Linked DNA regions of Mus musculus: regions 1, 3, 4 and 5 are each linked to region 2. Evidence: chromatin loops called from intact Hi-C (ENCODE). Cell type or tissue: heart. All regions are shown on one strand. Each heading gives the region's core, and the rest is flanking DNA. Links, peaks and the distances in the headings are about the cores only. Region 1 overlaps Aplp1 (amyloid beta (A4) precursor-like protein 1). Region 2 holds the start of Prodh2 (proline dehydrogenase (oxidase) 2). Region 3 has its middle 11 kb from the start of Lrfn3. Region 4 overlaps Upk1a (uroplakin 1A). Region 5 holds the start of Proser3 (proline and serine rich 3).

Evidence for each region. Peaks named below come from ENCODE experiments on the same cell type or tissue, not always from the same donor. Only the 100,000 strongest peaks of a DNase experiment are listed, where the experiment ranks them.
Region 1: a loop joins it to region 2, with 4 times the contacts of the local background. A loop is called at or near these places in 16 of 42 quality-filtered maps.
Region 3: a loop joins it to region 2, with 7 times the contacts of the local background. A loop is called at or near these places in 9 of 42 quality-filtered maps.
Region 4: a loop joins it to region 2, with 3 times the contacts of the local background. A loop is called at or near these places in 8 of 42 quality-filtered maps.
Region 5: it touches region 2 in a loop (5-fold over the local background); 10 of 42 quality-filtered maps call a loop at or near these places.

The regions. Positions count from the first base shown.
Region 1 is chr7:30,438,285-30,444,602 of GRCm38, forward strand. Aplp1 (amyloid beta (A4) precursor-like protein 1) reads right to left here. Exons shown (of 17, transcript NM_007467.3): 2 at 6,034-6,177; 3 at 4,808-4,940; 4 at 4,514-4,626; 5 at 4,196-4,329; 6 at 3,886-4,076; 7 at 3,358-3,488; 8 at 2,771-2,845; 9 at 1,860-2,018; 10 at 1,651-1,779. Among named protein-coding and RNA genes, the nearest start is that of Aplp1, 4.1 kb to the right of the region's middle. In heart, for the core only: a CTCF peak has its summit at 2,551 (motif pointing right); no DNase peak of the experiment used is centred there; H3K27me3 peaks cover 3,946 bases.
Region 2 is chr7:30,489,637-30,495,954 of GRCm38, forward strand. Prodh2 (proline dehydrogenase (oxidase) 2) reads left to right here and starts at 4,022. Exons shown (of 10, transcript NM_019546.5): 1 at 4,022-4,221; 2 at 4,296-4,492; 3 at 4,576-4,714; 4 at 4,802-4,888. The coding sequence starts at 4,048. In heart, for the core only: CTCF peaks have their summits at 958 and 3,332 (motif pointing left); no DNase peak of the experiment used is centred there; H3K27me3 peaks cover 2,723 bases.
Region 3 is chr7:30,370,750-30,377,067 of GRCm38, forward strand. No RefSeq gene overlaps it. Among named protein-coding and RNA genes, the nearest start is that of Lrfn3, 11 kb to the left of the region's middle. In heart, for the core only: a CTCF peak has its summit at 2,909 (motif pointing right); a DNase peak (open chromatin) is centred at 2,982; H3K4me3 peaks cover 733 bases; H3K27ac peaks cover 526 bases.
Region 4 is chr7:30,604,954-30,611,271 of GRCm38, forward strand. Upk1a (uroplakin 1A) reads right to left here. Exons shown (of 8, transcript NM_026815.2): 3 at 4,661-4,861; 4 at 2,178-2,252; 5 at 1,922-2,029; 6 at 108-287. Among named protein-coding and RNA genes, the nearest start is that of Upk1a, 4.6 kb to the right of the region's middle. In heart, for the core only: a CTCF peak has its summit at 3,117 (motif pointing left); a DNase peak (open chromatin) is centred at 5,288.
Region 5 is chr7:30,548,635-30,554,952 of GRCm38, forward strand. Proser3 (proline and serine rich 3) reads right to left here and starts at 3,671. Exons shown (of 12, transcript NM_001382459.1): 1 at 3,574-3,671; 2 at 2,124-2,200; 3 at 973-1,069; 4 at 407-574. The coding sequence starts at 1,031. Hspb6 (heat shock protein, alpha-crystallin-related, B6) reads left to right here and starts at 4,667. Exons shown (of 3, transcript NM_001012401.3): 1 at 4,667-4,898; 2 at 5,628-5,750; 3 at 5,835-6,318. The coding sequence starts at 4,701. The coding sequence ends at 6,002. Gm38670 (predicted gene, 38670) reads left to right here and starts at 4,194; the gene lies at 4,194-4,270. In heart, for the core only: CTCF peaks have their summits at 3,064 (motif pointing left), 3,918 and 4,546; DNase peaks (open chromatin) are centred at 2,187, 3,837 and 4,757; H3K4me3 peaks cover 2,659 bases; H3K27ac peaks cover 2,526 bases.

The DNA of each region.
Region 1 (6,318 bases), core at 378-5,377, 52 kb before region 2:
GGAGTGAGCATGAGGGATGAAGCAGGCAGCATGGGCTGGAGAAGAACGGGATGAAAGGGGAACTCAACGGGCGCTGTGGAAATGGAACATGGAGCACGAACAGGAAGTAGGGCATAAGGGTCAGACACCCAGCCACAGGGGAAGGAAGCTAAGGCAGGAGAAATGGGATGCAGAGAAAAGGAAGAGGAGATGTGTACAAGACGAGGGGTTCAAGGCTTGGACAGAGGAAAACAGTACTGGAGGCAAGATGATGGTAGGATACAAAGAAAAAGGAAAAAAGAATATATATATATATATATATATATATATATATATATATATATGGAAAGAGAGAGAGAGAGAGAGAGAGAGAGAGCTGGGTGTGATGGTGCGTGCCTTTAATAGCAGTGTTTGGGAAGCAGAGGTAGATCTCTGTAAGTTCAAGGACAGTCTGGTCTACATAGCAAGCTCCAGGGGCAAACAGGATTACTATATAGTGAGTAGTGAGACCCTCTCTCCAAAAGCAAAAACAAAGGAGAGAGGGAGAGAGAGAGAGAGAGAGAGAGAGAGAGAGAGAGAGAGAGATGGTACCAATGGAGAAAGTAAACTCATGGGTCAGAGGGAGAAAGCAGGGCTGGAGGAACACATGTGGGGCTGTGGGGGAGGCAGGACTCGGTCCAGAGGATTCACAAAGGAGTCTGATTCCTGGGCAAGGCTTGCTATTCAGGAGCACAGAGGAGAGCATCTGAGGAACAAATGAGAATGTCCAAGAAACCAGAAGTAGATGGAATCTTAGTGCATGCAGCAGAGGTTCTAGGGAAAACAGGGCTAGGGAGGAATGCTGAGGGACAAACTCCAGGAGCAAGGGAAAGGTTTCTGGGGAAAGGACGTAAAATCCAAGGGCTAGGAAACAGGAATCCAAGAGACAGGAAATAGGATTCCAAGGGACAGGAAGTGGGAATCCTGAGGGCAAGAAGGGAGTCAAAAGAACAGTATGATAGGTGTGTGCTCACGCGCACGTGTGAGTGCGCGTGTGTGGGTGCTTGTGCATGCTTTAGGGGCAGTTTTCCAGCATCAAGAAGCTGGGATTTGGGGTTGGAGAGATGGCTCAGCAGTTAAGAACACTGACTGCTCTCCCAGAAGTGCTGAGTTCTATTCCCAATAACCCCACATGGTGGCTCACAACCATCTGTAATGGGATCTGATGCCCTTTTCTGGTGTGTCTGAAGAGAGTGACAGTGTACTCATATACAGTAAATAAATAAATAAATCTTAAAAAAAGAAGTTGGGATTTGAGGGATAAGAATGGAGGGACTGGAAAGGGTTTAGGGACACAAAGGGGATGTTCCAGGCATAGTGAAGGGTTCTAAACTGAAAATGAGGGTCAAGAAAAGAACCTGGGGCCTGGAGAGATGGCTTAGCCATTAAGAGCACTTGCTGCTCTTCCAGAGGACCCAGGTTTAGTTCCCAGCATCCACATGGCTTACAAGTCTGTGACTCCACTTCTAGGAGACTCAACACCCTCTTCTGGCCTCTTCACAGACCAGGCATGCATGTGGTAAACAGATACACAAGCAAAACACTCATACACGGAACATTTCTTAGAGGGGGAGCGGGTGGGCGGAAGAGAGGAGGCTGGGTTAGCATCCGGGGACCGGAAGCATGTGGTACCTGAAAGCGCATCTGCTGGGCCTTCTCAGGATCCACTGCGGCCACGTGCTGGTAGTGCCTCAGAGTGTGCCTCTGCTCTTTCTGCTCGGCGCGCAGGTAGCGCCTCAGGGCCATCAGAACTCGCTCAGCCTGTGGAAGGGACCAAGGCTGTCCCAGGCTGATCCTCATCCTTCTCAACTGGTGTTTGCCCCACCCCTACCTTCCCATACCTGAGGCGGATCGCCCTGTAAGGCTGCCAGGAAACCTTCCAGGGCTGCTCGGCGCTGGTCGTTGATCAGAGCGATGACTCTGGTGGCGTGGGTCTCCACCAGGCGTTGCCGTTCACCAGACACTTGTTCTTCCAGGGTCTGCAGAATGGACTGGAAGTGCTAGGGAGAGGTGCAGAAGTAGGAAAGAGAGCAGGTGGGTGAAAACCTGAATAGATGTGAATCTAGAACAAAGAGGGTGGGCTTCAGTGGGTCTTCCTCCGGACAGCGGCAATCTGGGATGGGAGGCTCAATGGAAGGGATGGGCTGCAGGGTCAGGTAGAGTTGGGGGCGGGGCCCTAGCCTGAGGGTGTAGGCTCTACTTAGGTGGGAGCAATCTAAAAGCAGAAATGGTCAGTTAAAGAGAAGGCAGGCTTGGGCTGCTCCAACCCAAAAGACAGGCTGAGCCTCCACAACGGTAATGGAGTGAGACTCAGGACTGGAGGCTGATCAAGAGGATTCTACATAGGTAGGGTCTCAAAAAGGCAACCAACCACAGGTAAGTGGGGCCAAGAGTTAGGAAGCTGGGTTTGTTAGAGAGGGACCAGAAGGACAGAACCAACTACAGCGGGGGTGGGAGTGGGGCTAGCTTTGATGGAAAAACTTCAGAGAAAGGACTGGCCATGACTCCCTGTTTGAGAGAGGATTCCAAAGCCAGCCTCCAGGGGGCAGTGCTGGCTCAGCAGCATGCACCAAGCCCTGGGCTCCATTCTGAGTAGAGGCAGTGCCAAATGTAAGGGTGGGACTGGGAGGGAACAGGTGAGTTGAAAGGAACCGAAATGGACGGAGTGGCCCCCAGTAGTGGGCGGGGCATGAGGGAGAGTCAGGGAGGAGGGAGGAGGGAGGAGGGAGGAGGGAGGAGGAAGGAGTCCTACCTCATTCAGGGCCTGCCTGTCCGCCTTTGGCAGGTTCTTAGATTGGCTGTCAGCCATGGCCCATTCACGCATCACCTAGGGGTGGATGGGGACACTTCAGGATCCCATGATCTATCTTGCTCCATACAGGGAGTCCCCCTACTCATCTCCAAGGTCTAAGAGGTCGAAGATGACCTAATACCGCTGAACTTCGGGTTCCCAAGAGGGAATAACCAGAGGGTTTATTTATTGTTTTATTTCTTTAGAGACAGGTTCTCATGTAGCCAGGCTGGTCTCAAAGTCATTATATATTTGAGGCTGGCCTTAGCCTTCCAATCCTCTTGCCTTAGCCTCTCAAGCATCCAGATTAAGGCATCTGATATTACACCCAACCAGCTCCAATGGAATTTAAAGTGGATTGTGCCATAGACCAGAGTGCCTATGGAATCCGGTGGCATTTCAGTGGTCTGCAAGGCAGATCAGTAATCCATTGCCTGAGTGTGGGCTCAGGTCGAAGGATGCTTGGTTATCCTTAGAGGGAGCGTCAATAAAGAATTTCCCTGTGTTTATGGAATCCTGCGGGAATGCTGGTTTCCTGGTCTCATCACCTCATTAATCTGGCGCATCCTACGCTCCTCCAGGTCCATCTTGGCCCTCAGGAAACCCTCATGCTCGCCGATTTCCCCAGGCATGCCAAAGTAAACATCCACACCATCAGTAGGCCTTGGGGTGGGAGTGACTGCAAGACAAGGGGTCAGGCAGGCAGGTCACTTTCCCTCCCTGAGAAGTGCATTGCCCAGGATGCACTAGATACCAGCATGCATCCAGTTTAGCCGCGGTTGTTGCCTGGCATCATGGTCCCAGGCCTAACCAGTGTTTGCAAAGCTATGGAATCCATCATGTCATCTTCAAAGCAACGTCTGTCAAATGACCCCTCTTCCGGGCATCCCTTTTTGAGGCATCTCCCCCTCCATTCTTCACAGACTAATCTACCATATCCAAAGCCACAGCTATCTCTTCCATTCCCCCCAGCTGTGCCCCTTCCCACTAGGTCACTCCTAAAGGCACCCCAATACCCCCCCAAATACCCAAACCACAAATGCTGAAGAGGGAGGGGGCAGAGGAGGCTGCCTCACCTCTGCTAACCATGACAGGGGTGTGGGAGCTGGGAGGTGGGGCCCTTTCTTCCTCCTCTTCCTCTTCTTCTTCAGCCTGAGGGGGCTCTACGAAGTAATCGTCTACTGGCTGAGGGAAAGATTCCACCTCCTCTTCATCCTCACCTCCCTCTGCTCTGCCCCCCAGGGGCCAGGACCGGGTAGAGGGGTCACTGAAGGAGCAGAAGACTCAGCCAGTAAGATCTCCAGAGAGGCTCCCAGGCTTCCATGCCCGGCCTCTAGAGCCTTGGGGGTAAGGGGGGTGGGTACAGAAAGAGTCTCTGTCACTCACCCAGCTGCCATCCCAGATGGGTTGGGAGTTGCAGGAGGTGGACAGCATACATACTCCACACCTCGGAACCGATCAGAGCCACAGGGCAAAAGCATGCCAGAGCCATGCAGGATGAGGCCCTGAGAGCTGCAGGCCTGCAGGAAGAGGAGGCCAGGAGGACCTGGTTGGAGAGTGTGGGCAGAAAAGCCTGGAAGCTGGGCTCTAGGAGTGGCTGAGGAATGGATTGCCTACATCCCAGTTTGAACGCTTGGGTTCTGGAAGGAAGGGCCTAGATTCCCAGGTCCTAGGGTTAGGAAACAGGCAGGACAAGGCCCTGACCTCCTGAGCCTCCTGATGCCTCCTGGTTGAACTCTCACACTGGTCCATACGCTCCTGGTGCAAGAACCGACAGCCTTCGGGCACTAGCAGGGCTTCACTCACGAATTCGCCAGCTGGGGAATGGGAGACACCAGAATCATCACCAGAATCATCACCCAGGCCTGCCCACCTCAGAGGCCAGGCATTCATAGCTTTCTCAGCCCATCACCCAGACTTCAAATGTAGACCAAAGTCATCTCTGGTAGACTCCCACTTCACCTCAGTTCCCACCCCACCCCCCAGCGGGTGACTCACGCAGGCAATGGAAGGGCACAACCTCATGGTGGGGGTGGGCGCATCTGCCACTCCGGGTACCCCCACACCAGCGCTCCATCGGGATGGCCTGTGCAGCCTGCTCCACGCGTGCTATGTGCAGCTCGGGGTACATCTGTAGGACACAATGTGTGTGGGAGGAGGTGGGGGGGGGATCAACCTACTGGCTGACCCCCACCCTCTGCATCTCTCATTTGGCAGCAGTACTGGGGATTGAACCCAGAGCCTTGTACATGCCAAAGCCATGCTCTACCACCAAACTCCTACATGTCCAGCCCTCTTTTTACTTTTTATTTTGAGACCAGGTCTCCTTACATTTCCTAAACTGGTCTTGAACTCATTCTGTAGCTTACGAGGGCCTTTAATTTGTGATCCTTCTACCTCAGCCTTTCCAATAACTGGGATTATGGGCCCATGTCACTAATCTCAGCTTGAGCAGTTCCTTTTTACGTGTCTTGGTTCCTAAGGACATCCCTGGGCCTTCGTCTCTTGTCTATAGAACTAACAGGTTAATTTGTAAGCCTCAGATGCTAAGCTTCGGGTCCACTGGTCATACCCTAGTGGTCTCCCTTAAGTTCACCATTCTCACGAGGCCTTGATAAAGGTCCTCAGGCTTTGACATGCCAAACTCAACTTCTCTGAGCCCACGTTTGAAGGCAACCCTGCTCGGCAATCAGGTTTCTTGCTCTTTCACTTCCTGCCTTTCTCTGTTTAGCTACTAAGTAACTCTTCTTTGTATTAGCCCCGCCTTTTCATTGCACGTCTCTTAGGCAGGCAGCCACTCTCATTGGGCTCCATCACTTACTGAATCTTGTTGGTTTAAAAGGTCTCTTGATCTAAGCCTTGCCTCTCTTTCGGCCACGCCCACTTACACTCCCACTTTTTCTAAACGGATCCATAGATTCCTAAACCATGCCACTCTTCAGGCGACCTTGATTAGTCCATGGGGGGTGTGGGGGGGTGTTGTTGGGTTTTTTTTTTTTCAGTCTCCACCGCCGCCCCGCGGCCCCTAATTTCTCAAAATAGGTTTGCGCTGGCCCTTTAGGAGGGGCCTCTTCACTGACCACAGACCCCCAAGCTTTCCCTGGCTTTACAGATTCTCTCATCTCCCTAGACTCTGCCAAGTCCAGCTTCCTCAAGGGCGACCCCGCCCCAGCTTGGATCCACTTTCTCATTGACCACGCCTCTCCCCGTGGGGTCCCGCCCACCTGTCTGCAGTACTCCAGCACGCGCTGCGGGTCCAGAAGACAGCGTCGTGATCGCTGTGGGTCTGGTTCCCAGCGGCCGGTGCGCAGGTCCCGGTGAAGGGTTAGACGCCCACATAGTCCAGCCACTTGAGCCGACCCCGGAGCCTGGGAATGAAGGCAGATGGGGCAGTGAGGAGCCAGGGCAACGATGTCATCTGTGTTGTCTGGTTCTTTGCTCCCTAAAACCCAGATAGGGCTCCTGCCCCTATCTCTAGCACCAGCTCCTTCTAAGCACCTTCTGAGTGG
Region 2 (6,318 bases), core at 884-5,883:
ACAATGGTTAAAGGTTAAAGGTCAGCAGTTAAGTGTGAGTACTGCTCTTGTAGAGGACCTGGGTTCGATTCCAGTACCCACTTTGGGAGGCTCAGGGCCACTTACAACTCCAGATCACGGGATCTGACTCCCTTTTCTGGTCTCCTGGGGCATCTGCATGTATGAGCACATATCCACCCCCAGACACATAATTTAAAATAATATAATGAAAGGGTTTTTTAAGTGGCTAAGTTATAAGTTTTTATTTATGTGTATTTTTACCACTATAATTTTTGTGTGTGCCGCTAAGTGAGTCCGGAGGCTTGCGCATGCTCGGTAAAGTTCCACCACTGAGCCGCATCCCTTGCCCGGCCCCCTCCCTGCTGCCCCTGCTGTTTTGAGACGGCCTCACTATGTGGGCCAGGCTGAGCTGAAACTCTCAATTTTCCTGTCGCAGTCTCCCTAGTATTGAATTACAGGCATGTGACTCCATGTCTGGGTGTTACAATAACATTTTGTTGTTGTTTTGTTTCGAGACGGACTGTGTAGCTGTGGCTGTCCCGGAACATAAAGAACTGCCTGGCCTGGAACTCAGAGACCCACCTGTCTCTGCCTCCTGAGTGCTGGGATTGAAGGCATGCGCCACTACTGCCCGGCTACAATAACATTTTAGGGGTGGGGTATCCAACTTTAGCTAAATAGAACAAATGGGGTTTGCATGGGTGAGATTATCTGGTGAAGAAGGGAGAGCAAGCGCAGACGTTGGTGCAGTTTCCTTAAATCTCCACAAGGGGGCGGTACTAGCGCCTTTGAAAAGACCTGATCTAGCATTGATAAGATGCAGTTCTGGAGGTTCCTGTTAGGTCTGGTCGGGGGCAGGTGGGAGGGTCTTCAATAGGTAAACAGTGCCTGGACTCCAAGATTAAAGATTCATTGTCCATGCCCGCATTGAGGGAGAGGATTTCAGGAGTACATTGGCGGGAGGGACCTTCTTGAAACTGATGTGCAAAATCAAGTTCAAGGCTGTAGGTGGAGGGAACCTAGGCTGGCAATGTGGCAGAAGAAACAAGAAGGACATCTTCCGGGATTTATGTGCCATCCAATTATGAAGGCCGTTTTGCAACAATAACAGATGGCATCGACGAGTTACTTCAGCATGCCAAGCTGTATTCTGAGTTAGGGGTTGTTTTTTGTTTGTGGGCGGCACTGGAGACAGAGTCCTGGGCCATGCGCATGCTTAGCAAGAGCTCTCCGCAGAGCCAAGTTCCCAGCCTCTAAGCAATTCTTACAGTCACTTAAGCTGTCACTTAGCCATCCAGTGCTTTCATCACTCAAAGCCTCCCCTGCTTTTGCAGATGGTGACATGGTCTTGCTTTGGAAAACAGCGGATTAGACCACTGTACAGAACAGTGAACAACCCGAGGTGACCAGTATTTCCTTCATCCCCAGTGATTGCCCCCTCCCCATAAAGGTCCTCTTGTAATCCAGTCAGCAGCCAGGAGGGGGCTCTGGATCCTCCCACTGTAACTACTTTTGAGCTATTAGTAAAAATCTTCCCTGACCTGCCCACAAAACTTTGTTCAGGAATTTTTGACGAGACTAGCGTCGGTACACTCCCAGCCTTTGGGAGACTGAGACAGAAGGAGCATGATTCAGACCGACCTGGACTGTAAGTCACAGGACAGCTTAGGCTACTCGGTAGGGCTCCTTCTCAAAGTTTAACAATCCAAAACCTCCCGCTGCGGGCCCTGAGCCGCTGGGGGCCCTGAGCTGCTAGGGGCCCTGAGCCGCTGGGGGCCCTGAGCCGCTGGGGGTCCTGAGCCGCTGGGGGTCCTGAGTCGCTGCGGGCCCTGAGCTGCTACGGGCCCTGAGCCGCTGGCTGTGTTTTGTGTGTTTTGCGCTGACAGACACAAAGCGCTCGATCGAGCCTCTTCTTCCACCCATTCTGTTTCATCTTAACTGTTCTTTAAATTATTACATTTGTTTGTTTGTTTTGTGTGAATGTGAGCCAGCATGCACATGCCACAGAGTGCATGCATTGGTCAGAGGACAACTTGTGGGAGTCAGTTCTCATTGTCCACCTTATGTGTCCCAAGGGTCGAACTCAGGTCACCGAGCTTGTCAACAGTCACCGTTGCCCACTGAGCCAACTTAGCGTCTCATGATACATCTATTTCCTCTATGTATGTTTTTCTAGCATGTTTGTGCGTGCATCCAAGGGTGTTAGATCTGGACTGGATGGGACCTGGAAGAGTAGCCCATACTCTTAACTGCTGAGTTGGTCTCTCCAGCTCTTCTCATTTGTGTGTGTGTGTGTGTGGCGGGGGGGGGGGGTGTTGGATGGTTTTTGTTGTCTTGTTTTGCTTTGTTTGAGGTCCCCTGCTTCAGCCTCGTCCGTGCCGAGGTTGCGGGTGCAAGGAACCACACCGTCTCATGGTTTATTTTTATGCTCCCACACTGCTAGCTCCGTGTCCTTGTGTTAATGCCTCTGTGACCCCACAGGAGTCCCACCCAGTGGAATTTGAAGAGTCTCCAAGCTGCATCATCCTCTGGGGAGATGAGCATATATAAATACCACATCTTGAGCATGGTGTTGTATGCCTGTAAAGCCAGCACTTGGAGGTTGTGGTGAGACAGGAGAATTGCTGGGAGTTCAAAGCCAGCCTGGGTATGAGACTCTGTTTGTTTGCGTGTTTGTTTGTTTTAATACTGTAGTGGAGATGGAAAGAAGATTCCATAGACTTGAGCCCTGGTTGCTCTTCCAGAGGACCCACGTTCAGTTCCTAGCAACCATGCTGGTTGACTCAAGATTGTCTGTAACTCCAGCTCCTGGTGGATCTGAGGCCTCTCAGTGGGTACCTCCATTTATGTACACAGATTGACAGACAGACAAACAGACAGACAGACACACACAGGTAATTAAAATAATGAAAATTAAATCTTTTAAAAAATACTCTGCCGGGCGTGTTGGCGCATGCCTTTAATCCCAGCACTCGGGAGGCGGAGGCAGGTGGATTTCTGAGTTCGAGGCCAGCCTGGTCTACAAAGTGAGTTCCAGGACAGCTAGGGCTATACAGAGAAACCCTGTCTCGAAAAACCAAAAAAAAAAAAACCAAAAAAAAAAAACCTCTAAGGGGGGCATGTCATTGGAAATGGCTTTACAGTGCACACCTTGCAGACTTGGCAGATCAAAGAAAAAATTAAAACAAACAATCCAGGGCTGGAGCGATGGCTCCACAGTTAAAAGTACTGGCTGCTCTTGCAAAACACTGAAATTAGGGTTCCAGCAACCACTTGGCAGCTCACAACCCTCTACGGCTCTAGTTCCAGAGGATCTAATGCCCTCTTCTGGCCATTGTGGGCACTGCAGGCATGTGGTACTCAGCCGTTTGTTATGCAAAACACGCATACATATAAAATAAAAACAAACAATCTTTTATTTGTTTAAAAAAATAAATAAAAGACTTGGTGTCACATGACAGCTCACTTTTTCATTGCTGAAGAGTACCCATTGCCTGGGTCCCTCTGCACCCACCTCAATGCCTCACCCAGTCCCGTTTGGTGGACATTTGGGTTGTTTTTTTCCTGATGCCCATGTTCAAGTTCTGCAAACTACATGTTTAGGATGGACAGCAGGGCTGTGGTCTGTGTGCAGTTTAAGTGTACACAAGAACTGTGCAGTGCTCCTCCCTGAAGGATAAAAATCATCGCAACAAGAGAGAGGATGTTACTTAGCTAAGATTGCAAATCCCGGCTGCCTTGAACCTGGAGTTCCCTGCTCTCGGGCCCAACTGCTTATTCAGCAATGCAAGCTGGACAGCTGAGATCTGTCGTACTGTCAGGCTGAAAGGTTATTGGGGGCTGTCACTGGGGGCGTACATGTCCTGTTATTCTGACCTCTGTCCCTAACCATTAATTATTAACCCTCCACCACCACCCCAAGAGACTGCTATCCTAAAGATTTGCCCAGTTAATCAGTAACTGCCCCCCAGCTGGGCAAGGGGCATTTGGTACAGCTGCTATCTGCCTGGCCCCTTCCCCTAGTGTGGTGGTAACCAGGCACTTGCAATGATCTGGACGCGTCTGCCGCTGTATGGCCCCTCCAAGCCCTCTACAGGTGGCTGGCAGCCCCTGCGCTTTGATGGTGGGGCCTTCCATGTCAAGGGAACCGCAGAACTGGCACGGGCTTTGCTAGTGCTTCGCCTATGCGCCTGGCCCCCTTTGGTCACTCATGGACTAGCGGTGAGCAGTAGGCACAAGGTCTGGCCTGGAAGTCTCCCAGACCTGGCTCTGAGCATGTGTTCCCTGTCACCCAGTTTCAGGCCTGGTCTCAGCGACTCCTGGGATCCCGGCTCTCAGGCGCACTTCTTCGAGCATCCATCTACGGGCAGTTTGTGGCCGGGGAGACAGCAGAGGAAGTGAGGAACTGTGTCGGGCAGCTGCAGGCCCTGGGACTCCAGCCCCTGTTGGCAGTACCCACCGAGGAGGAACCAGACTCCACTGCCAAGACCAGGTGAGTAGAGAGAGGAAGGGTAGAAGGGAGGATGGAGTGGGCAGGAAGGGGGCTCTGGAAGCTGACCTCCACTGGCCGGGCAGTGAGGTCTGGTATGAGGAGAACCTTAGCGCCATGCTGCGCTGTGTGGACTTATCCCGAGCCCTCGTGGACGCCCACGGCCCAGCCAGGAACAGCCTCATGCAGCTGAAGGTGACCGCGCTAGCCAGCACTCGGCTTTGTGTAAGTGACAAGTGAGATGGGGGTGGCGATGTGGGGGTGGCTGCCCACCAGGACACCCTCACCATGCCAGCCACCAACCCATTTCAGAAAGAGCTGTCGGCTTGGATCCAAAGACCCAGAGGCTCCTCGGAGCTGAGCCCTGAGAGGCTGGCAGAAGCCATGGACTCGGGTCGGGTAAGGAATGCAGGTGCTCCTCACTGAGGATATGGTTGGCCTGGATAAACATGGGACTCTTGGAGTTCTAAGGGAAGTGTGGGGGTGAAGAGCTATCCAGAGAAGGGATCAGACCAACAGCGCTTTCTCCACAGAGGGCAGGACACGAATAAGACCTGTTGGTCAGTTGCTGAGCATGGTCGTGCATGCCTGTAATCTCAGCACGTGGGAAGCTGAAGCCTGGGCTGTAGAGTGAGACTTGCCTCAAAAGCACTGGCTGGAGAGATGGCTCAGCAGTCAAGAGCCCTCTTGCAGAGGACCAAGGTTTGGTTTTCAGCACCCGCATGGTGATTCATAGCAATCTACAACTCCAGTTCCAGAAAATGCAGCCGTCTCTCCTGACCTCCATAGGTGCCAGGCACACCTGTAGTGTGCATACAAGCATGCAGGCAGAACATCTATAACATAACACACACACACACACACACACACACACACACACACTCACACATGTTGGTGGGTTTGTTTTTAAGACATGCATCCCAGGCTGGTCTTGAACTCTCTGTATAGCCAAGAATGCCTTTGAACTCTTGATCTTCCTGCCTCCACCCCACTAGAGATATAGGCATGTACTATTGTTTCTGGTATAGCTGGTCTTTGCTATTTTTGTGGGTTCTTCTTTTTCCTACATGTATCCTTCTCCCCCGGCCTCCTGCTCTGGTTTCATGCCCTAACACTAGGGATAGGGCAAGAAGGATAGAGGGGGGAGAGAGTCCTGAACTTAATTTCTTTCCTTCTGTTTCTTCTTTGAGCTTGACTAACAAACTACAACCAATCCTCCCCCAAGGGACCAACAACCACTAACCCTGCCTCTTGGAGCCCTGGCATTTATATACCCACTGAAAAGTTCCAGAATTCCAAACTGTCAGACCCCCGAAGCTGGGCCTCCTCTCAAGTCCCGGGATGAGCTGGCCAGCACCCAGTGACCCGAGAGAAAACCACACCTGATGCAAACCGCAAGAGGTTTTATTATCAGCTAGCTGAGGACCAAGTCCCTCTGTCATACAGGGCAGGGGAGTTCGACCCCGAGCGGTGACAGTAGGGGGCTTTTAACAGCTAGCTGAAGAATTGGGAGGAGTTGGAAGGAGAGTTGGGAGGAGTTGGGAGGAGTTGGAAGGAGAGTTGGGAGAAGTTGGGAGGAGTTGGGAGGAGAGTTGGGAGGAGTTGGGAGGAGAGTTGGGAGGAGTTGGGAGGAGTTGGAAGGAGAGTTGGGAGGAGTTGGGAGGAGTTGGGAGAAGTTGGAAGGAGTTGGGAGGAGGAGGGAGGAGTTGGGAGAAGTTGGGAGGAGGGAGGAGTTGGGAGAAGTTGGGAGGAGTTGGGAGGAGAGTTGGGAGGAGTTGGGAGGAGTTGGGAGGAGAGTTGGGAGGAGTTGGGAGGAGGGAGGAGTTGGG
Region 3 (6,318 bases), core at 550-5,549, 120 kb before region 2:
GGTATGATCATTCATCGCATGCACTGATGGGGCTTCCAACCCCCGACCCCCATCCAACCGTCCCCCTTTGTCTCTGTTCCCTTTGCTTCCTGGACCAACAGCAGCTAACGGTCCCCGGTCCCCGAGGGCAGGGAGCGTCACAGAATATCACAATGGAGATCTGAGGCTCATTTAGCACAGTGACTCAAGATTTATGGATACCAGAGGCCCACATGGGAAAAGTCAGTGTATTAGCGCAATGCTAGCTGCTGTAACACAGCTTCCTGGATTCCACTGACTTTATACAACATCGTGTTTCTTTTATTATTTCCTAAACTTTACTTACTATTGTGTATGTGAACACGTGGGGAGTGGGGGGGGAGGGGCACACATGGTTTGGTGCCTGCGTAGAGGTCAGAGAACAACTTTCTGGAATTGGTTCTCTCATCCCAGCTGCTTTTTTCTTTTGATTCAGGGTCTTATTATGTAGCTCTGGCTGCCCCGGAACTCAGAGTGTAGCCCAGGCTGGCCTGCAACTCATAGAGATAGATATACAGCTGCCTGAGTACTGGGATTAAAAATGTGCACTGCCATGCCTAGAAAATTTTCATTTTTCTTTTGGTGGTATTGGAGATGGAACCCAGGGCTCAGCCCAAGCAGGCAATCCTTCTATCACTGAGTTAAATCTAGCTGCCCTGTCTACCATTATTAGGGACTGGGGTTTGAACTTGGGCCATCAGTCTTGCTCAACAAATGCTACCTGCTGCACCAATCTCACCAGTGCCATAATTTGTTTCTTTTATTTTTTTAGGTTTATTTATTTTATTTATATGAGTACGCTGTAGCTGTCTTCAGACACACTAGAAGAGGGCATTGGATACCATTACAGATGGTTGTGAGCCACCATGTGGGTGTTGGGAATTGAACTCAGGAGCTCTGGAAGAGCAGCTAGTGCTCTTGACCCCCGAGTCATCTCTTGAGCCCTCGTATTTTGTTTCTTACAAGTGTTCTGGTGTCCTCCATTTGGTGACTCACACACCACACTCATTCATATTGTGACCCTACTATATCCTGGGGCTCAGGATGATTGGTTTCACCTGGCAGGTGGGAGGGGGTAGGATGGAGAGTTGCTGGTTTCTTCAAGTTGTCCAGAGGGGATCTACTGTCCTCCTGCCCACATTTTACTGCAGAGAACTGGTCACACAGTTATCTGAGATACAAAAGGAGTTGAGACTGTTCCCAGCTCCCCCCCCCGCCCCCCCCACCCCAGCCACGGTCTATAAGCAGAGCATGAGGTACCACTAAACATCCCCAGACCCCAGTGGGCTGGGGAATCTCCCTTCATCTGCTAAATCAAGTCCTGCTCCAGGGAGAAGTTTCCAGTTCCACCCTCACTATCCATCTGCCTTTGGAGTACATGACCTCAAACTTGATCCCTTGGAGGACAAAGTGAGCCAGCCTTGACTTGTAGGTATGTTAGTTGCAGGTTTCCCAGCACTGTGACAAAACGCTGTACAGAAAGGACTTGAGGGGGAATGACTTATTTTGAGTCTTGGTTTCAGCGGGTCCAGTTCACCATGACAGAGAGGACAGATCAGAATAGCGCTTGTGGAAGGTGACCTGGAACAGGGGAATGCTGGGACCTTGGTTCTTTTTTATGGCCTCCTAGCCTGTGGAATGATGCTCTCAATTTGGGATAACTTGAATACCCGCCACTTCTCTCTGAAGATGCTTTTATGGACACACTCTGAAGTGTGTTTCACCAATCTCCCAGGGGCTTCCAAATGCAGTCAAGTTGATGATGGCGATTAGCCATTACTAGTCTTTAGGGTAACGCTGAGGGATGATGGTAAACAGGTACCACACTCCTCATAAGCATTCCATCAGGAAAGGCCTTCCTGTTGATGATAACAGTGATGGGCTTCAGGGACGTGATAAAAGCTGTATGGGATGAATCCACCTAGACCAAAAGAGAATCAGCTTCTAGGCAAAGGAGCGTCTGTGTACAGATCTGTGTGCTTATGGAATCATAATGACTCCAGCTCCCAACACAAACCACCGCTGATCCAACGCTAATCAGACATCTGATTTGTATGGATAGAACCTGTGTGGATTCATGTGCTAATTATAAATGTAGGTTGGTTGTAAACTTTGTCCTTGGGATGGGGCTAAGTCCTACATTTGGAAAGGAAGAGCATTGATAATCCCCAACTCAGAGATTCATAAGCTAATGGCCATTTTGAGTCAATTCGTGCCAATGACAACCTCAAGATAATTTAAAAATGGTCTGGGGAGATGGCTCAGTGAGTAAAGAACTTGCTATGCATGCATGTGGAGCTGAGTTCGGATTCTACTACACAGGTAATTCCAGGGCTAGGGAGACAGATACAGGGGGATCCTGCGCGCGTGCACACACACACACACCATAATTTTATTTTTAAATAGCTCAAAAGGACAGTAAGATATTCGTAGTCAAAAGGACACAGACTTTGAAGCCTGACAGCCTGGGTTCAAATCCCAGCTCTGTCACAGACGAGCTGAATGTCTCTGGCCTCTTCTCTAGACCTCAATTTCACTCCTGTAAAAGGGTTTGATAATAGCTCGAATGACCGTTGAGAGGATTAAATTAGCTAATACGTGTAAAGCTCTGAAGCAGTTCTTTGCCACATGAAAAGTGCTTATTCTGTAATAACCAACCATACAGCCAACAGTTGCTGTCCTGGTTTCATTTAATCCTCATACCGGGCTCTCCTCCAATTTCATTACTACAACCCTTTCTTGGCTCAGGTCTCGCAGCCTCATCTCTGTACTGGCTTCCCAGAGGTTCCTGGAGGACTCTGCATTCCCAACATTGTCCCCGCCCCTACTGCTGTCTTCTGAATTTTCAAACGTGGTCCTAACGGTCCTAACAACTAGCTGCCACCGGGAGGCAGCAACACACCATGGGGCTGCCGTGAGCGCGGCGCATTGTAGGACATGTAGTCTTGCTTATCAGATAAGTGTCGGCTCCCGCGTGGAGGAAGAACTACATTTCCCAGAAGGCATCACAGACACCCTCGGCCTCACCTTGTTCTGGTTTCGCCCCTTTAGTGCTCGCCTCACTAAATGCACAGAGCGGGTGAGGCATGGGATGTACGGGTATGGTTGGGGGATGTGGAGACTGAGCGAGCACCTTGCCCAAGAGGGTGGCGCTGCGCAAGAGGCCTGCTGATCCCACTGGACCTTAGCGGTAAAATTAGACCGGAGTACTGGTTTAGGAATCGCAGATGTCAAAATTGCTGATTAGTCTGGAGAGTCTAAGGCATTCCTTACTGGAGCAAATAAAGAGACCAGCATTTTGCACCATTGCAAATACCCCTTTAGCCAGCTTTCTCTCCTGTGTTTAAACTGTCCCATGTTGGCTAGGGAGTCTTTTCTCTGAGAGCCGTGGCTAAGTAAGAAAAACGAAAAACAAAACAAAAATCTTTCCTTTCTTTTCTTTTTCTTTCCAACCATGCCTCCCCACTTTAAAACCCTATTATGGTAATGTTTAGCTATTCACAAAAATAGAATTATATAACGATCCTCCAAGTTCCCATCTCCCAGCCTCAATTATTATCAACATATGGCCAATCTTGTTTTATTTATTCCGCCTCCCCCAACCAATTAGTTTAAAGCAAATCCCAGACAGCCTATAATTTCATCTATAAATACGTATCTCTAAAACACTGAGTTCTTAAAAAAAAAAGCCAGCACATATAAAACTAACAATATCTCTGATTGTTTTTATAAACTATCAATTCTTGGTTTGTTCAGATTATAATCCAGCCGGGCAGTGGTGGCACACACCTTTAATCCCAGCACTTGGGAGGCAGAGGTAGGTGGATTTCTGAGTTCGAGGCCAGCCGGGTCTACAGAGTGAGTTCCAGGATACACAGAGAAACCCTGTCTCGAAAAACCAAAACAACAACAACAGAACAAACAAAAAACCCCCCAGAGTCTGTACATTTTATTTGTTGGGAGTTTCTTTGTGTCTTTTATTCTATAAGTGTCCCCTCCCTCTCATCTGTGTCCAATTTGATGGGTTTCTTTTTTTGTTGTCCCCGCCCCCTCCAAGATAGAATTTCTTGGTGTAACAGCTCTGGCTGTCCTGAAGCTTGCTCTGTAGACCAGGCTGGCCTCAGACTCACAGAGATCCACTTGCTTCTGCCTCCCATGCTCTGGGATTAAAGGCCTGTTCTGACTCCGGAGCGCTGGCACTAAAGGTGTGTGCCACTGCCACCCAGCCTTTTTCTGTAATGTTAATAGTGTCAGTGTTGGCTTTGAGTCTTGTTAGCCTGGTTGTTATAAAACTACAGTGAGACTTTAGAAAGGAAACCTTTCCTGTTCCCCCTCCTTCTTTCCTTTTCGTTTTACAGAAACGAATGTCTTTGTGTGTGCATGCGTGTGTGCACATGTGCCAGGGTACACACGTGGATGCCAGAAGATAACCTCGGGAATTGGTCTTCACTTTCGACTTAGCTTGAAGTGACCTCTCTCTGGTTTGGGAGGTTAGGTTTGTTTGTTTTCTTTTTGCTAATGAGTATGCCAGACTAGATGGCATACTAGCTCCCAGGGTTTTTCCTGTCTCTACCAGCCTATTCAGAGGAGCACAGGGGATTGCAAACAAACACTACCACATTCAGCTTGACATGGGTCCTGGTTCTCACACCCGCATGGCAAATACTTTACCTACTGGTCTGCCCTCGAGGACCCACCCCCCGCCCCCGCAATTTAAACTTTTCATTGCTAATGTTCATCCTTGTCACTCCGGAGGGGAGCGACTCTCCATCTTCAGCTCATTGGTCCTGTTATGATAGCAGATGCTGGACTTGCTGGATGCAGTCCACATGGTAACCGGAGATGAAGACGGAGAAATGGCTCCATGTTGTTCCTTAAAGCAGCCTGAAGAGCTCCCTTAGTGGTTCAGGGACCCCGACTCTGGGAAAACTGGGTCTTTGGTTTTGTCACTAAAAAGAATTTCAGGGTAGGCCAGTATAAAATAGAGGTGGAGTTTGTTTAAAACTTTTTAAAAATATATATTTTAAAATAGAGGTGAAGAGAAAGAAAGGTGTTCTAGCACGAAGTGAGGCCTACCTGACGGCAGGGGCATGAGCTTTCCAAAGATGAGTCTCATGTCACCATCTTTACAATGGCCACATACAGGACTTTGGTGACAATGGAAGTTATCTCTAAAGAGTCGCTAAGGGTGGCTCCCAAGAGGCACCTGGCAGAATTACAACCGATAAGGTAAATTCTAGATGTCAGGGATACGGGAAGCTAGGATAGCTTCGGTGTAAACAAATTTCATAGCACTGTTCGTGAGAGTCCTGAAAGATGTGCAGGAGAGAAAGTACGCCCCTTCCCGAGATCACGCGCATTTAGGCCTGAAGCCTGGGCCATTGCTGGTTTGACACAGAAAACAATATTATCTGCATAGTGGAACTTTCACAGCAAATGTTAGTGCGGTGACGCTCTTGCTTCTCGGCCGGCAGAGAGGCCTCCACCAGGCTCCAGGATAAGCAGCTTCTTTTCCTTCTCATGCTGCCACAATTACCTCTTCCGTCTCTCCAGCCTCACACACTGGTGACTCTTGGGTCCTCACTGAGATGTGCTCCCAGGACAAAATGTAGCCCGGATCTTAAAGACTTAGTATGACAAACAGAGTGAAAAAAAAAAGTCTTAATCACTTAAAATGTAGATGACGTGTTGAACTGATAGCAGCGTGATATGTCAATGATAAAATATGTGGTAGAGCTCATGTAGCCCAGGATGGCTTCAATTTCTTTATGCAGCCAAAGATAGCCTTGAACTCTTCATGCCCCTGCCTCTAACATCCAAGTGCTGGGGCTCTGGGTACAAGCCACCGTGCCCTCCTTGATTTGTGAATGATTAACTAAGTAATCAAAGACAAGGGAAAGATAATTTAAGTTAACTTCGTCTGTTTCTTTTGTGCTTTAAAACCGTGTGTGTGTGTGTGTGTGTGTGTGTGTGTGTGTGTGTGTGTGTGTGTGTATGAGTCTGGGTGTGTGCATGTGTGTGTGTGTGCCACTGCCTGAACCACTTCCACTGTCTTTATTCACTGTGTGGGTCCTGGGGATTGAAGTCAGGTGTCAGGCTTGGTAGCATGTGCCCTTACTTCTGAGCCCTTTTATTGGCGCTGTCTCTTTTATTGTAGCTATTAGATATTAGATCACAGACCCCCCTGGTGTTCTCTCTCTCTCTCCCCCCCCCCTCCCTCCCTCTCAGAAGTCAGGCTAGGTAGCCCCCGCAGTTCTCTGGGAAAGTGTTGGTAAGATGCAGCAGCTCTACAGTGCCCCA
Region 4 (6,318 bases), core at 727-5,726, 120 kb after region 2:
GGGAGAAAGGAAAGAAAGAAAAGGCTAGAGAGCAGAGGCCGAAGGACAGAGGGACAGACAGGCAGTAGAAGGGGAAAAGGGAGGAAACAGAGGGCAAAGAGACACACCTTGGTAAACAGGTAGTCCATGTGGCCTACTCGGCAGCCATCTTCATTGATGGGGATGAAGTTGCCTGTCCGACGACAGCACAGTGGGGGCCACGGGAACACCACTTCCGGGGTGGCTGCCCGGAAGGCTGATGTGTAATTCACCCAGTCCATGGGGCCAGATGTGCCACAACACTCTTGCTGGAGAAACAGCCAGGGTTTAGGCAGGGCTAGAGGTGAGGTTGTGCACCAGTAAGCTAATAGATTTGGCACAAACCATTGCTGATAACCATGCCGGCAAATTTGATTTCGGGGGAGGGAGGGCAAACAGCTAAGAGCACCTGCTGCTCATCAAGAGGATCCAAATTCACTTCCCAGGACCCATGTTGGATGGCTCACAACTACCTATAACTCTGTTCCAGAGGATTGGATGGCCTCTTCTGACCTCTGTGGGAATCCCCACACAAGTATGCATATACACACAGACACTCATGCACATAACATTTTTAAATCAAATTTTATAAAAGGCAGATTTATGGCATTTCTCAACCCACTGAGTGGTTTGTTGTAGTTTTTGAGACAGGGTTTCACTGTGTAACCCAGGCTGTTTTCAAGCTGGTGGCTGCCTGCCTCAGTCTCCCAAGTGCTTGGATTTCAGCAGTGTACCACAATGCCTAGCTCAAATGAGCATTTTAGTAGAAGGCCTTAGCTTTAGCTTTTAGCTGAGGAAGACAAGTGTGGGTACCTTTAAACATAGTTCAGTTGCTGGGCCTCTGCAGACTTGGGCTGAACTGAGCTGAGATTCCTCCTCCTCCTCCTCCTCTTGCACAGTATTATGTTGGATGCAATTAAGACTGTAGCTTCGCCACGCTGAGTGGCATCCAACTTTAATCCTAGCACTTGGGAGGCAGAGGTAGGAGGATTTCTGAGATCAAGGCCAGCCTGGTCTACAGAGTGAGTTCCAGGACAGCCAGGGCTACACAGAGAAACCCTGTCTCAAAAAAACAAAACAAAACAAAATAAAACAAAACAAAACAAAAACCCAAAAAAACAAAACAAAACACAACAAAAAACCCAAGGACTTTGTGTGTGTGTATGTGTGTGTGTGTGTGTGTGTGTCTCGCCGCCACCTTCTAAGGTTGAAATTACATCCCCAGCCCTCATTTATCTGGGTTTCTGGAGACCTGAACTCTGATCTTCTCACTTGTAGAACAAACACCTAACCACTGAGCCATCTCCCCAACCCTCAATAAATAGATATTTTACAATGTAATAAAGGAGCTCCCCATGTAATCCTAGCTACTCAACAGGCTGAGACAGAGAGTCAGAGTCACAAGTTCAAGGACTGCCTGGGCTACATAGTGAATTGAAGGGTAGCCCAAATAACTCATGGTAACCCTATCTCAAACATTAAGAGAGAGAGAGAGAGAGAGAGAGAGAGAGAGAGATACAGAGACAGACAGACAAACAGACAGACAGAGACAGAGCAGTGGGAAGTAGGGTAATGAAGAGTTCAGCAGGAGAGCCCCTGCCTAGAAGTTATGAGATCCTGGATTCCATCCCTAGCAACACAAACAGCTTTGTTTGGGGAGGGAGGGCGAAAAGAGAAGAATAGTAGGCTGAAGGGTAGCCTGGGTTGGCAGTAAAGTTTTTATGACTGTCATAATGGAGGAGAAACACCTTCATTACTTCACTGCAGACAGCCCTGAAAGGGAAACTCCTTTTCTGGGTCTGTGGTCTACGAAACTGTAGTGACCAAAGGCACTGCTACCCTACCTCAGTCCCCAGAGTGGAAATAGTCATTCTGTCAGGTGAGTACACAGGGCCCAACCTACCTCAATCATGATCCGGTCCCAGAGTCGGGTTAGCTCCTGGCCCTGGTCAGTGTCTGCACTGTAGTAGGTCAACATTTGCTTGGTTATCAGGGATGGGTTGGACACCATCTGAGGAGGAAGGACAGAAGGGCAGAAGGCAGCTTGGTTAGGGATGGGAGCCTACTGGGCGTATGCTATGCAACTCTAGGGATGCCCTCACCACCACCGTGACCACTCCCGGCATCATTCTGCCCCTGCTGCCCCCTTCCCCACTCACATAGTCGCGGTGGGTGTAGGATGTGATGCAGGAGGCACACTCGAAGATGTAGACGATGAGCATCAGCAGCAGGTACTGTAGAGAGAGCAAAGGTGGCCCTTGGTGCAAAGGCAGGCTGCCATGCATAGGTGCCTTGGGCCCAAATAAAACTTTTTTTTCTTGTTGAGACTATGTAGACCTCTCTGGTAGCCTGGAAATCACTACATGTAGACCAATCTGGTTTTAAATTTACAGAAATTTGTATCCCTCCCATACCACCAAGAGATAAGCACTGAGCTGTACCATTACATCTAGCCCGTTAGAACCTTAGTTCCGAGGGAGAGCGTTCCCCAGCATGTACAAGAGTCTGGGTTCAGTTCCCAGCAGTGTATGAAAGCATGCTAAACAAACAAACAAACAAACAAACAGAAAGAGAGAGTGATTTTTGAAACTAGTGTGTGAGGTGGGAGATTGAAAACTCGACACTTGGCTGGTCAGTAGTGGTTCACACCTTTAATCCCAGCACTCAGGAGGCAAGGGTAGAAGATCTCGGAGTTAGAGGTCAGCCTGGTCTATAGAGCAAGCTCCAGGACAGCTGGAGCTACATAGAGTGACCCTATCTCAAAAGAAATGACAAACAAACAAACAAAAAGGTAGTTAGATTGACTTTCAGGCTTTGATTAAATTACTATGACAGGAGTCTATGATTGGGGGTGAGGGAGAAATGACAGAACCTAGAGGGCAGCTGGGCGTGGTGGGGCACAGCTTGAATCTCAGCACTTGAGGTGGAAGCTGGCGGATTTGAGAGTAGCATGAGATAAAAGGAGGAGGAAGGGAGTGGTGAGGAAGCCCTTCCGTTAATAGCTCTATCTTATACATAATAAAGTCCTCGTTGTCTCCTTAACCTGCTCCCCTCCTGGTCCCCACCCTGTGCTGTTTGCTGACTGCCAGACACTGCTGCCCCCTTCTGGCCACAGGACCTTTGCTCATGCTGCTATGTCCACCAGAGACATTTCTCAAGCCCCCGCGGACTCCCTGCCCCCAACCTGCTTTTCTTGGCATCTGCTGGCTGTGGGTTTTCGTCCATTTCCCCAGGCTCCCTTCACTACCCCAGTTGTTTTTTGTTTTGTTTTGTTTTGTTTTAAGTTGCGCTCAGTGTTCCTTGCTCAGTAAACATTTGTTGTGATAATTCTGGGAGCCAAGGGTCCCACCACAGCAGAGTAAGCACTGAGCTGAAAGCATGGGACCCCTCGCGCTCTCCAAAGCCTGGCAGAGGCAGTGGCCTCCTTTGGGCTTCGGGTTTATTTCTCTGCCTGGCAATGGGCTTAAAAACCCAATTTCATGTGGCTTCTGGGCAAATGGAAGGCTCATTGACTGTGTCAGAGATCAAATGTGGGGGCTTCCCGAGCCTGGCAGTTCAGTTGCAAGCTGAAGGCCAACTGAAGCACGGTGAGGCTCTGCCTCAAAACAAAACAAAAAGAGGATGATGGGCTTGTGCGTTGTGGTGGCGCACATTTATAATCCCAACAGGTGAGGCGCTGAGGCAGCTGGGGCTTCAAGGGGAGAAGACAAAGGGGGCGTGGCAGAAGAGATGGCTTAGTGAAAGCCCGGTGCTGCTTTTTCAGAGAAGCTGAGTTCAGCACCTGCGCCCCACCCCCGCCCCCCAATCAGGCCACTCACAGCCACCTGCAACTCCAGCTTCAGGGGATCCAACTCCCTCCACTGATTCCCATGGACACCGAGCAAGTGCGCGCGCGCGCGCACACACACACACACACACACACACACACAAGTCACACACCAATAAAAACAATACAGTAAAGCTTAACCATGAGGAGGCATAGAGTCAAAAGCAGACGGGTTCAAGCATAACTGGGCTGTGTGGTCCCGGATAAGTGTAGGCACCTCTCTGAACCTCAGTTCCAAGTGTCTGTCAAATAGTGTAGAGGCTGCGGCAGTGGTGGCATTTCATGAGAGGCCATGTAACATAAATGAACAAATCTGTGTAAACTGTTGAGCTCCTGGCTTGGGTTGCATGCTTGGTAAACAATAGCTGTGTCATTACAGTTTTTGTTGTTAATGCTGCTACAACTCAGGACCGCAGACCTTGGAGACCAAATAATTGAGTTCAAATACATACTACATACATACATACATACATACACATTTACATATCTACACACATGTACATACACATATACATATGTATATGTATGCATATATGTATGTGTATATGTGCATATTTGTATGTATATACATATATGTATATATATTGCTTTTAGGAGTCTCCTAGCAGCTGTGCTGAACATCCCTCTTCTCCTCGCACCCAGGCTCCTCTATACAATGGGGGTGACAGCTGAAGCTAAGCCATGGTACCAGGGCATGGTGAATGAAGTGGTGTTTGCGGGGTCTTTAAGTGAGGGGCCATGAATGAGTCACATTCGTGGCCCCGCTGTCACCCATGACTGATGACAAGTGCCACCATCCCCGTCCTGGGATCTCACCGTGAGGATCATGTACCGACGACGACAGAGCGCAGCTCCTACACCAAAGCTGGCCACGACGAAGAAGGAGAAGCCGCAGAAGATGGCAATCCAGGCGCCAGCGAAGACATCATCCTTGCCTGAGACGCCCATCAGTGGGTACACGCGGTACTGGTCAGCTGTTACCCACACTGTCTCCGCAAACAGGGCCAGGCCTGACAGCTGGGCAGGGAAAGGTTAGCCCAGCAGTTGGATTGTGCGAGTCTCCAGAATTCAGCCTTTCCTGGTCCACAACCTCCCATGCCCTTGGGGTAAAGTGGGGCTTGGAAGGGAGGCCGACTCACATTTTTATGAACAGGGATGGGGTGGGCGGGGAAAAGCCAAGAAGGAAGAAGAGGTACAGGTAGAACCTCAGCCCCCCACATCCCTGGGGCTGGTTGCTTCAACAACAGGAAGCTTGGAAAGCAGGGTGGGCACAGGGCAACTGCTGCGCTGGCCTGCCATGCTTGGCGGCGCTGTTCTCAGCATTTTATGGGTGGGAGGAACCACATAACACTTTCAGCAATTCTTTGGAAGGTCAGTTCAGCCTACAGGTGCACTGTCTCAGGCAAGGCCAGGGCCAGCTAAGAGGGCTATTCTCAGCAGCACTGTGATAAGCGGGGTGGAGCCACGTGGCAGAACCCCTGTGTGACTGCCAGATGCCTGGAATCGGTATTCTGTGGTCTTGTCTGGAGCAGCCTATAGGCAGTGTGAGCTACTGAAGGGCATACAGCAGGGTGAGCTACACGGGAACAAGAAAATGGGCTTATCTCTTCCTATTCAATTGTGTTTGCTTAAAGAACTATCAGGAAGACTGAGGGATGTCTCGCAGTTGGTACAGACTGCTTCTCTAGCATGCAGAAAGCCCCATGCTCAATTCCCAGTCTTGTATGAACTGGGCCAGCTGGTGCACACCTGTGAGCCCAGCACTTGGGACGTAGAGGCAGGAGGATCTAAAATTCAAGGATATTCTTAACAATATAGGGAGTTGGAGGTTAGATTAGACTACATGAGAGACCTTCTCTCAAAAATAACAAAAACAAGCCAGGTAGGGTGGGGCACACCTTTAGTTCCAGCATTCCAGAGGCAGAGGCAGATGGTCTCTGTGAGAGCCTGTTCTACAAAGCAAGTCCAGGACAGCCAGGGACAGTTACACTGAGAAACCCTGTCTCGAAAAACAAACAAACAGCTGGACAGTGGTGTCGCATGCCTTTAATCCCAGCACTTGGGAGGCAGAGGCAGGTGGATTTCTGAGTTTGATGCCAGTCTGGTCTATAGAGTGAGTTCCAGGACAGCCAGGGCTACACAGAGAAACCCTGACTTGAAAAACAAAACAAAACAAAACCAAAACAAAAAAAAAAACCAGGTTGTCATGGGGACAAAGGAATTACAAACTGTCCTCTGTAATGCCAGGCTTGATGGTACACACCTTTAATCCTAGCCCCTGGCAGGCAGAGCAGAGGTGGTGGATCTGTCCTGAAAATCAGAGATGAGGGGCTGGAGCACTGGCTGCTCTTCCAGAGATCCTGTGTTCAATTCCCAGCAACCACATGGTGGCTCACAACCATCTGTAATGGGGTCCTATGCCCTCTTCTGCTGTGTCTGAAGAGAGCAACAGTGTACTCACATACATAAGATAA
Region 5 (6,318 bases), core at 377-5,376, 58 kb after region 2:
CTTTGTGTGGTCCTGGCTGTCCTGGAACTCACTCTGTAAATCAGGCTGTCCTCAAACTCAGACATCCTCCTGCCTCAGCCTCCTAAGTGCTAGGATTAAAGACATGCACCACCACCACCACCTGGCAACAGGTGCTCTTATAGTTCACTGTATGGAGGAACTGAGATTTCAAAACAACTCCAATGTTTGTGTGTGATTAATATTCCCAGTTGAAGGAAACTGAGACCAAAGCAATATAGGGAGTAAGTTAACAAGCAGGATTTGAACCCAGGCTCTACAGCCCTCAATACTACAGATGAAATGCCTGGTCCTAAAAAAGTACTGCATAAACAGCTCTGTCTCTGATAGTTATTATGGGATGCCTTCTTCCTCTCTTCCCCCGCCCCCCAGGAATTCTGGTACTCACTTGGCTACTATTGAGTCCTCGTTGTCAATTAAGTTGCAGGGTGGAGAGGTACTTTGTCCCTCAGTGGTACTGGCTGGGGAAGGGGTCCATGAACTAGATGGCCAGGACTCCTCAGACAGCTCATCGGAACTGGCTGCTGTGGCCTTGGGAGCTTGTGGCCTTTGAGACCTGGATGGACCCGGGATTTAAATAGGGAGAAAACATAAGAAGTAAAGATCAGATCAGAAAGGTGACCTCATAGGGGAATGAACACACATAGAGGGTGTCAGAAAGAGGAAACATCCCACACTGTTACCATCGGGAGGTTCAGTTAACTACCTAAGTGGGGCTGTGGTCAGGGATCCAGGTGCTAGAGAGCTAGAAATGCGTAGACCACCAGCACTGGGGTAAGGGGTTTCTCTTAATCTCTCACTGCATGCCTTCCTTCCCTCTAGTGGTCACTGACAGCTACCAGTCTGAGGCACAGAACTTTACCTAAAAAGTGTCCTCACGCCAGGGCTACACAGAGAAACCCTGTCTCGAAAAAACAAACAAACAAAACAAACAAACAAAAAAAGTGTCCTCACCTTGTGGCTCCAGTTCTGGTTTCTTGATGGCCCAAAGGGTTGTCCACCTTGGGGAACATTTCCAAAGGGGTTGTCTTGGGAGGTGAAAACTAACAGGCTATGAAAGAAGCAGAGCATAGTAAGAGGAGGACAGAAGCTGACAATTCCTATAGATTACTGGAAGAAATGTCTTGCGCATGCTCGACTGGCCAGGAAGAACGACGCTGCAACAGGATCCTTCTGCACACGTTTATTGGGAGAGCTTGACTGTAGAGGCGAAAAGACCCCGAGCCCAGAACTGGTGCTGCTTATATAGGCCTAGGAGAGGCGTGTCTCACATCTGATTGGTTAACTTGTCTCTCATCTGGGCAAAAGAACCTTCACTGCCTGTGTATGTGTGGTGGCCAGCAGTAGCCAACTACCACTCTGCAACTGCCACTCTGCAACGGCTTCCCACAGAAATGGACTACAATCCCCATGAATCATCACAACTCCCATAATTCCCATGAGCTCTAAGTCCCATGATAGAGACATAGAAGAACCTAGAAACTAGTAGTTGGTAGTTCTCAACTCTGGTAGCCTAGTAGGAGCTTTATTTTTGAGATAGGGTCTTACTCTGTAGCCATGATTAGCCTTGCACTTGAGGTGATCCTCCTGCCTCAACTTCTTGAGTGCTAGGACTTTAAAAATTACAGACTAATGCCAAATGTGTAATGTTCATCTGTCGTCCCAGCACTCAAGAGGCTCTGGCAGAAGGATCCAAAGTTCCAAAGCAAAGGCTGAGGAGATGGCTCAGTGAATACGATGCTTGCTCCCCGAACATGGGGACCTGAGTTCAAATCCATAGAATCCATGGAAAGCCAGATGTGGTAGCACAATCTGCAATCCGAGTACTTCTATACAGAGGTGGGAGGTGGATACGGGAGAGTCCCCTAAAACTTTTCAAGTCAGCGAGCCTCAGAGGTGAACATCAAAGAGAAGACCCTGGCTCAACATGGTGAAAGATGAGAACAGACGCCTGAGCCTGTCTGATTTCCACAGGGTGCACACACACACACACACACACACACACACACACTCTCTCTCACACTCACACACACACAGAAACAAGTGCACTCATACGCAAAGGCTGCATAGAGAACTCTTGTCTCAAAACAAGAATAACATTTTACCTGTTGCCTGCCTGTGGATCCTGTTCCTCTAACTGGACTGCCTTGCCTGGCCTCAGTGGGAGAGGATGTGCCTGGTCCTGCAGAGGATGTGTGAGAGTGGGTTGGTACCCATGCACACCCCCAGAGGATGAGTGAGAGTGGGTTCCCACTCCAGGCTAACAGAATCAGACTATCAGGAAACAGGCTAGACACTGCAACTTCTTCACACTATTCAGGCAATTAAAAAAAGATTTATTTATTTTTATTTTGTATGCATGGGTAGTATTATGCCTGCATGTGCCTGTGCACATTTATGTATGTGCAATGCCCTTGAAGACCCTGGAATGAATGTGAGTAGCCATGTGATGCTGAGAACTGAACCTGGGACCTCTGGAAGACCAGCCCCTGCTCCCAACCAATGAGCCCTTTTTCCAGCCCCATTCAGGAAAAACCTGGTCTGTTGCATAGTTCTGTTTTGTTTTTAACTGACACTAATTGTACAAGTTTATGCGGCACAGTATGATATTTCAATACGTGTATACAATATGTTACAGTCAAATCAAGGTAACTAATTTCTACCTCTTTAAACATGTTCCAAGAAGCCCATTTCATGAAGCTCCAATTAATTCCACGAGGAAAAAAAAAAAAAACCCAAGTAATGTAGCCAAGAATGGTGGTGGATGCCTTTAATCCCAGAACCCAGGAGGAAGAGGCAGGAGTTTAAGGCCAGCCTGGTCTACAAAGTGAGTTCCAAGACAGGGCTGTGCAGGGAAACCCTGTCTTAAACAACAACAACAATACAAATCATTTTAAAAAGCACCCATATGGGCTGGACAGATGGCTCGGTGGTTAAGAGCACTGGCTGCTCTACCAGAGGTCCTGAGTTCAATTCCCAGCAACCACATGGTAGCTCACAATCATCTGTAATGTGGTCTGATGCCCTCTTCTGGCACACGGGAGTATATGCAGAGAGAGCACTCATATACCTAAAATAAATAATAAATCTTTTTTTTAAAAGCATACAAATGAAAAAAAGAATGAAAACAATAGGCAAAAACAAAACATTAACAAAGAGCCACGACGAAACCGTACACAATATGTTTCCGGTTAAACCTGTTAAGGGAAGGGGGAGGTGGTGGCATGACTCCCAAAGAGAAAGGGGCAGTAGAGACTACAATCCCCATGAATCACTGGGCTCCTCCTAAGTGAAAAAGTTCATAGACAACACCCCTAGATGTCTGGGGCAATTTGGAAACTAACGAACTAAATTTTCAAATTTCTTTTCGACTCTTCTTCGGCCCACCCTGCGGGAACAAAAGACATGAGACACTCAGAGATGTTGGAGGGCCCAAACTGTGTGGTATCTTGGGAGTTGTAGTTCTCCTGAGATTGGGCGGGAGACTTCAGGCTCACGTAAACCCGTGTTGCCTTCCCAGGCCTCCTGTGGTCTCTGAAAGAGGACCAACCTCACCTGCAGTCAGTTTGTCGGCATTTACCGCAGCCTTAGCGCCAGCGGAGCTTCTTCGCGGAACAACCCTGCGCCTACTCTCCTCGCTAAGCAACGCCGTCAGCCCCGCCCCTTTCTGGCTGTGCAGAGTAGGAGCGCGGCCTCCAAAGCGACCAATGATAGACTAGAAAATAAAAGTAACTGGAAAGCGGCCGAGGGGCGTTCTCTCTTGACGAACTGGGAGAGCGTGTGTTTGATTGGAGCGTGCAGCAGTAATTGGCAAGACTTCAGACCAATAGTAAGGATCAAAGGCCGGGCTGACGCTTGAAGAGCGCTAAGAGTCCTGCCTTTTACTCAGTCCTTATTTCTAACCGCCAGGATACCTGTTGGAGCGAAGGCCTGACTCCAGCCTAGCTACTATTGCAGGGCTAACCCGAGACGTCTGTCTTTACTTTGACTGCTATCCCGTCCTGATGGTCACCTTAACCACTTTCCTCTTGAGCAGCTGGCCGTACTCCTTGCCAGGCCCGGGCTCCTGGCCCAGGTAGTGGGATCAAAACGAGCTATTTCGGGCCCCGGCGCGCAGCCCCCGGGGGCCAACCTGGAGTGTTCATGCTCATGCCCCCTGGCCGCTGAGCACCCCAGGCTGAGTCAGAGGCACAGAATTAGGCCCGACCTACTCTGGGGTAGGGTCTGTTCTGTGTCCTCCTGACTGCCTGGCATGGGTGCAGCATTCTCCAGGAGTCTGTTACTAAGACTGATGCGTCATCCTCAGAGCTGCCAGCCTGGCGGAGATGGATTAAGAGGACTGAGAACTCTTTGGGGGACTAATCGGGACCCAGGGTCCCAACTGCCACAATGATTGCCACACCTATAAGGGTCTGCCTCCTAGACTTTTAGCTTCCCCTTACAGAAATGGAAAAAGGCTTAATGACATTTCCCTGGTGTCCTTTTCCGGGCATCCAGCAGGCGTTTAATAACTGGCCAAGTAATTATTGAAGTTTCTAAATAAGGAATACTAATGCCTGAGTTTGGCCTCAATCCCAGTGTCCCTGAGAGGCCCGCCGCAGGGGCGGCACAGGGCACAGTATAAATCGGAGCCAGCGTGCGTTTGGGCACTGCGGGGCCCAGGGTGGCAGCGTAGGAACAGGATGGAGATCCCCGTGCCTGTGCAGCCTTCTTGGCTGCGCCGTGCTTCAGCTCCTTTACCAGGTTTCTCTGCTCCGGGACGCCTCTTTGACCAGCGTTTCGGCGAAGGGCTGCTTGAGGCAGAGCTGGCTTCACTGTGCCCTGCTGCGATCGCCCCCTACTATCTGCGCGCCCCCAGTGTGGCGTTACCCACAGCCCAGGTGCCAGGCCTAGGGAGAGGGCCAATCCAACTACTAACAAGACTGGGGGCCAGGAGGGGGGTCTAACCCCGGGCCGGGGGTGCGGGAATGTCTGTTGATTTTTAACTTAGAGGAGAATGTCACCCCTCAGTGGGGCCATTGGGTGTCCCTTGAGTGCGGTATTCTGAGCCCCTCCCCCCCCCCCCCCCCGTTACTGATCTTCTGAGGGGGTGAAGGGTGGGGCAAGTGAGCCGGGAATCTGGGGGAAAGGACAAGTGAGTCCCGACGGGCTGTAATGTTCCTAGGGTTGCATATGGTGATGCTGCATCTTCAAGAGGGATCCTGTGATTTGATGAAGGGGGTCTTGGGCACTCTAAACGAGGGGAAAGTACCCGTAAAGGGCACAGGAGGTCCCATGACCTAAGTAAGAACTCTGGCGATGGGGAAGTGGCATCTTGGTTGCTAGCATGGTGGGGTCTCGTAGCAGAAATGGTGACTGTGGAGTCAAGGACATGGGGTGGGGGGTTATAGGGTAGATATCTAACTTGGTTACCACAAAGAGGTGGACCCAGTATTTGAAGGGGAGGGGGGCCAGTTATTATGAGGCTGAGGTTCTGGTGACTTAGAGGGGACAGTCTACACAAGTCCTCGGCAGCAGCACTGTAACCTATGTATCATAGAGAGTGCTGGGTCCCAGAAGCCAAGACCCCTATCCGATCGACGCCCCACCCCTACCCGCCATGTGTGCAGGTGTCCACGGACTCTGGGTATTTTTCCGTGCTGCTGGATGTGAAGCACTTCTTGCCAGAGGAAATCTCTGTCAAGGTGGTTGACGACCATGTGGAGGTCCATGCTCGGCACGAGGAGCGCCCGGTAGGTCTGCATGCCAGACTGGGGAGCGGGGTAGGCAGGAGGGTAGGAGTCTCAAGCCCATCTCTCCCTGTACCCCACCCTCAGGATGAACACGGATTCATTGCTCGAGAGTTCCACCGCCGATACCGCCTGCCTCCTGGTGTGGACCCTGCTGCTGTGACCTCAGCACTGTCTCCTGAGGGTGTCCTGTCCATCCAGGCCACACCAGCGTCGGCCCAGGCCCAACTTCCGTCACCACCTGCTGCCAAGTAGGGGTCCCAGCTGCACAGGACCGAACCCAGGAAGCCTCTTTAGGCTCTCTTTTAAAAGCCGATCTGACTCCACTGCCCAGCCAGATGTCCCAATCGCCGTCAAGACAGCCTTTCCCAACCACACCTAGATGTCCTTCGGAGACCTTTCCACCCCTAAGCCTACCTGAGCCCTAGTAACCTAGACAGCCTCCCTAAGCCCTCTCCCAGCTTTCCGGCCCGACCCAGGACACCTCTCTAGGGACGCTACTGTCACCCCTCAGTCAAGGCTCCCATCAAATTGACCCCACTTTGGGCTTCTATCACCACGCAGGCCTCCT